Linked DNA regions of Homo sapiens: region 2 is linked to region 1. Evidence: chromatin contacts called from ENCODE Hi-C or POLR2A ChIA-PET data. All regions are on one chromosome and are shown on one strand. The core of a region is the stretch at or near the end of the contact, and the rest is flanking DNA. Distances in the headings are between cores, read along the strand shown. Region 1 holds the start of FRAS1 (Fraser extracellular matrix complex subunit 1). Region 2 overlaps FRAS1 (Fraser extracellular matrix complex subunit 1).

Evidence for each region. Hi-C counts contacts between places; a loop is a spot of excess contacts on that map. ChIA-PET counts read pairs that join two places held with the same protein, here RNA polymerase II (POLR2A). Pooled maps may share reads with other maps.
Region 2: a map of Calu3 shows a loop between it and region 1 (6-fold over the local background). The contact joins the enhancer-like site here to the promoter of FRAS1 in region 1. A Hi-C loop is called at or near these places in 1 of 168 maps with a recorded cell type or tissue (Calu3) and 1 of 50 pooled maps. POLR2A ChIA-PET finds 5 or more read pairs at or near these places in 4 of 52 experiments (BJ, HCT116, OCI-LY7 and 1 more).

Annotation. Positions count from the first base shown.
Region 1 is chr4:78,055,965-78,058,684 of GRCh38, reverse strand. It overlaps FRAS1 (Fraser extracellular matrix complex subunit 1), which reads right to left and starts at 1,362. Exons shown (of 74, transcript NM_025074.7): 1 at 600-1,362. The coding sequence starts at 675. RefSeq lists an enhancer at 1,805-2,720.
Region 2 is chr4:78,533,005-78,535,724 of GRCh38, reverse strand. FRAS1 (Fraser extracellular matrix complex subunit 1) reads right to left here. Exons shown (of 74, transcript NM_025074.7): 71 at 1,110-1,276. Among named protein-coding and RNA genes, the nearest start is that of ANXA3, 17 kb to the left of the region's middle. RefSeq lists an enhancer at 549-1,748. Within about 2 kb of position 1,329, at least 6 of the 41 ENCODE cell types and tissues checked have a DNase peak (open chromatin) inside an H3K27ac peak, as active enhancers do; they include HCT116 and PC-9, where a contact is called at or near this core.

The sequences.
Region 1 (2,720 bases), core at 113-2,612:
ACCACTTTTGTTCTGGGAAGCAGGCTGGTTCGTGCTTCTCCGTACTGGAGAGATTTCTTTCAGTGCAACTGAACTGCCCACGACCAGAACACGCTCCAACCAGTTAGTTATAAAATCCTAACTGGACTTTAGGGGGAGACTAACTGAGGTAAGGAGGGCGGGAGAGCGATGGGGCTTTAAGATGAAAGACTGTATGTTTCTTAGGAACAGAAGTATTTTTAAACAGGTAAGAGCAATTGTTCGCTCCTCACCTGTGCTCCATGCAGTTGCTTTCCCTTCGGGGAAAGGTAGGTGGTGGAAAGAAAAAGGATCAGTTTCAGAGATGTCACCTCCATCGGCCACCCACCCACCCAAAAGCACTTAGGGCAGAGAGGGAGGCCGTTTCGGGGGTGTAATCCGAATACAAAACAATCAGGAGTAGGAATCTTATCAGAAAAAGCCTATTCCAGTTTCACTTCCACCTCACCCTTCCCAGAAAAACTTCCACCTCACCGAAATACCATAAAACCTGCTGAGATTTTTAAACTGCACGATCACTCACACATACACACACACACGCACACGCACACACACACACACACGCGGCACCGCTCTCTCACCTTCGGAATGATGAGGCAATACTGCAAATTCCGCCAACGCTAGGGCCAGCCCGAGCCACACTTTGAGGACACCCATCGCCGCCTCGGCACCCACGATGGAGGAGCCCAGCCTTCAGCATCCAAGAAGCGGCTCCGCCAAAACGCTGGCTCCGGCGCTTGGAACCCGGGCGCACTGAAGGTGGGGGACCGCGGGCCTTTACCTCCGGGAAAAAGAGATGGACGGGCGGAGAGCGACACTCATCAGCCCGGAGGCGCCGGAGCGGGCTGGGGTTCAATTCACTCGCTGCTCAGGCAGAGAGCGCGCCGAGTTCCCCCGCAAGGCAGGACGCCAACGTGAGCTTTGGGAGAATAAGAGGAGGCAGAGCACAGTTCTCCGCGTCAAAATCTCGCCGGAAAGTTGCTGGTCACTGGCCGATGGGATCTTCCAGCATTTCCCTCGGGCTAGACCCTTCCGATCCCGGGTCCCCGACAGTGGAAATCCTGGCTCTGGTTTGTCCGAAGCAGCTTTTTAAAGTTCGCTTGGCACCATACGTCGGCGTTGCGTCGGCACCGCGGGTCGCCGGGAGCCCCGAAAGACCCACCCACACCCACTCCTTGGTCGAGCCACCCGGCTCGGCAGACCTCATCTGCCGGGGTCCGCTCGCTGGAAACTGTGCAGCGCTGAGGGCAGCTCCGGGGACTCGCCCGCCCTGCAGCCGCACCGCACCACACCGCCTCAGGCTGCGCTCCCTGAAGCAGACTGTTCGGAAGCTTCAGAGGAAAGACTGGGGGGCGCTGCTGCTACTTTCTCGTCCCCGCCCCTCGCCTGGGTGAGGAGGGCTGCGGGGACGCGGCTTGCTGCACACCAACACCCACCTCCGCGCTGAACACCCCGGAGGAGGTCTGCAGGGTAGAGGTGCAATGATTACGGGAGTGGAAGAAGAGCCATAATTTTAATTGCACGGAGGAAAAAGCTAGCGAGGCTGGAAAAGACCCCCAAACTCAAGGCCACTCTGGCGAGAGAGCCTGGAAACGCCCAAAATACGCCGGGTCTGGACCCCGTGTTTAAAGGACACACGTTCAGCCTTCCTCTAGTCTCCCTTGCCTCCTTCCTCTCTGCTTTGCTCGGTGTGAAAATGGACCCAGAGACTCGGAGCTTTGGCGAAATTCCAGAGAGTCACGTGGGGAAAGGGAGAAGCGAGGAGGGAGGTGAGGGGAGGCCGGGAGAGCAACCTGATCCCTTTATTCATTCTGCTGGAGTTCAGATTGGCTTTGTCTGGGGAGGAATCAAAAGTGCTCATACCGGGGACGGAGGGGGTGGAGATAGGTTGCACAGTTCTTGCTCAGGCACACCGGAAGGCAGATGAACCGTGTCCACATCCCTTGTTAGGGGAGGAACCGATTCGGCGGGCTGGGGGAGCGTGTGCCCACATCAAAGGCCCTGGGGCTACCTCCCACCCCCACAGCCCGCCACTCCTGCTGAACTAAGTGCGTCCGGGGGACCTGATTGATCCTTCTTCCTCGCTCTGGGACCCTCAGGCTGTTGCATCCTGGCTTTTACCAGCAGCCCGGGAAGATCTTGGTGTGTGTGTCCTAGGCGGAGCCTGAGAGCAAATGCACCTTTCCCTTTCCCTAGGAGACTCTGTCAGTGGAACACAACGCGGTCTGGGAGCTGTGGGTCCAGCTGCGCCCCCAGATGCCAATGGCTGGGAAAGTAACATCAGGACACGGCCGACTGGGGCGCGCACTTGAAGAGCAGAGGCCTTGATTCCCCGCCAGGACTGACTGACGGCAGCTATTTTTATAGGACCGAATAAAAATAGCTGGTCCACGTTTAATCGTTTTATAAGGGAACAGTTGCATCAGAGAGATGCTGACTGGGTTCTGATTGGCCCAGAGAAGAAACGTCTCGGGTCCCTCAATTGAGTCGGGATGGGCGAAACTGTTGGAGGGGAAGCAGTTGCATGAGCTGTGCTGGCGGGGGTCCCACTTGTTTCCAGTCTTCACGAACACCATGACGCGGGCCCACGTTCTAACGTGCACTGACGCCACTTGGAACAATTCACTTTTCCGAATAACTGGAATAACTTGAAACTGGCAGGTCCCTGTCAGTGTTACTATTCAGCCAGAACAAAGGAGAAC
Region 2 (2,720 bases), core at 80-2,579, 480 kb before region 1:
TCACAGAGACCTGGTAGGGGCTATTTTAATCCTCTAGTGAGAGATAGGCACCTAAAATATAGCTGTGAGGCAAGAGGATGAACTCAAGAAATGTCTAGGAGTCAGACTCCACTCATCTTAATGATAGATGGGACGTAGGATGTAGGAAGGGGAAGTTGAGGATAACCCTGAGATTTTTGGTTGGGGCACATAGAGGATGGTGACGCAGTCAGCAGGGTAGCAGATGTGGGAGGAGCATGCTTGGAAGGAGACAAGTCCAGACTTGGGCATCTCTAGGTGTCTGAAAGACATGCTGCTTGGAGAGCTTCAGTAGTTTCATATCTGCATGTGGAAACATAGAAATGAGGCTCGGAGAGATCCAGGATGAGGTCAAATCCTATGGAATGGCCGCAGAACAGTAGGAGTGTAAGAAGTTCAGAGTAAAGGGATGGCCCAAGCCATGGGGATGACCAGAGGCAGCACTCAGAGTAGGAATAGACTGAGCCAAGCATGGAATCTGGGGACACTAACACGGAAGGGGCAGAGGATGGAGGCCAGGGACAGGAGAGTGAGAAGGAGTCATCTGAGAGGCAAGATGGTGTCGGGTGAGGCTGATGCAAAGGAAACCCAACAGGAAAAAAGTGCCAGAATACATCAATTTGGTGTCATCGACAAGAGAAAGATAGGATAGAATCCAGCCTGTGGTAAACGGATAGAGAAGTGACCGTGAAGTGAGCCATTTTCAGCAGAGAAAGCATGATGGAGAACACACATGTTTGGCATCGTTTTGAGACTGGGAGGCAATGGGATTTGAGGAAATAACTGACCCAGAGTTAGACAATGTGCTAGAATCTGGTCGGAAATGCCAGTATTCTTACTACTCAGACCAGTGCTTTCCCATGGCATCACACTGCCAATCATTATAGTGCCAAGTGTGTGATTTGATTTCGAAACAGCATGAAATGGGCCTGTACCTAGATTCAGTCCTGGCTGTCCTGGAACCAACCCTGGGGGATCTTTACTGGGGTGGTGACTGAGAGCATATGAGCAGAGATGCCAGTCCGGTGACTTAGCAAAAGCTTCTCATATCCAGGCAGAGCCTCTTTCTGCAGGTGGAGGAAGCAACTCACCTTTTGAAAAGGCTCCTTTGTAATCCATTTCTGCTAGTGACATATCAGATGTATTGGGATCCATTAGGAACACCTTCTCATTATTGCAGAGCTGAAATTCAGTGTTAAGTGAATACACAACTGGCACAGGGCGGTTGGTCTGCTGGAATGCAATGGGTATCAGGAATCTAAATGCAAGGAGAAACAAAGAGCTCTTTGAGAGCAGGGTCAGCTTTGCATATGTCATTTGAGTCACCCTCCCTTCCCCACCCTCCACAGGATTGTACACAGAGCTTTGTTGTGGGCACTAAATATTCACTGAATAAAGGGATGTGTAAGGTAAAAGGACTTTATTTGGTAGTTATTTCTTTTGAACAGAAATAATTAGTCTTAAAAAATAATTAATTACTCTTTAGGCTCTTTGGTATTCTTTGCTTTTTTTGGCCCTTTCACTCTGGGGGCTCCCAAAATTGCCCTTTGACTTCTAAAGTGCTCCCCGCTTTGGAGTCCAGCTAGATTTCTTCCCAGAGCTGCATGCTCTGAGGCTTTGACTCTTTCAACCTGATCAAAACTTTATTTATCGCATGTCCCACTTTCAGGACTTGCTAGGCGATACTCTCTTGCCTTGCTCTGTGTGCCTACCTCCCCAGCCTTCTTCCTGAGCCCCTTCCTTCCGTGTCTCCTTCTGGCAGATAAGCGCTCCCAAGGCTCAGTTCTGGGACCCTTATTGTTCTCCCTCAATAACTTCACCCAAGATGATCTCAGCCTTGTCACTGAGTGCATTTGCTATCTCAAAGGTAGTAATGCCAAATTTAACTATCTAATCCAGATTTCTCCTCTAAGCTCCGAAACACATATCTGGCTGTCAAATGGTAGCTCTACATGGCTGTCAGATAACCCAAACTCAGTATGCTCTTCCCTTGCAAACTTGCTCTTCCTTCTAGTGTTATTATCTCAGTGAAAGGCAAAAAAAGAGGTGCCAGCACCTTAAGTGTTCTCCCTGGAGTCACTATTAGTTCTGTCTAGGCTATTCTACATCTATCATGCAACGCATGAGCCAGTGTCATTTTCAAAAACTCAAATTTGCTTAATATCCTTCAGTGGTTTCCCATATCCCTTAGAAGGAAGAGCAATATTTTTGCCATGACCGGTAAAGCTCTGGCCTCTGCCTATTTCTACAGCCTCATCTCCAGCTACTCTTCCCCTTCCCTCCATTTCTGGGATCTAGCCAGACTGGCCTTCTTTCAGTCTCTGGACCAGCTCTCTACTCCATGATCTCTAGTGCCCCAGGGCTCATTTATTCAGCAAATATTCACTGAGCATATATTATACAGTAGACATCATTCTAGTAATAGGAATTCATCTGTGGACGAAACAGAAAAACATGATCTCAGGGAAGTTACGTTCTAAGGAAATAGTAAGCAAAATAAATAAAAAATAATATAGCATGCTAAAAGGTAACAGGTGATAAGGAGAACAATTAGGCAGAGAAAGGGTAATGCTAGAAGGAGGTTCAACTGGAAATTCTAAATAATATGGTCATGGGTGTAAATTGGTGCAGCCATTATGTAAAACAGTATGGATCATCCTCAAAAAATTAAAAATAGAACTATTACATGACCCAGCAATCCC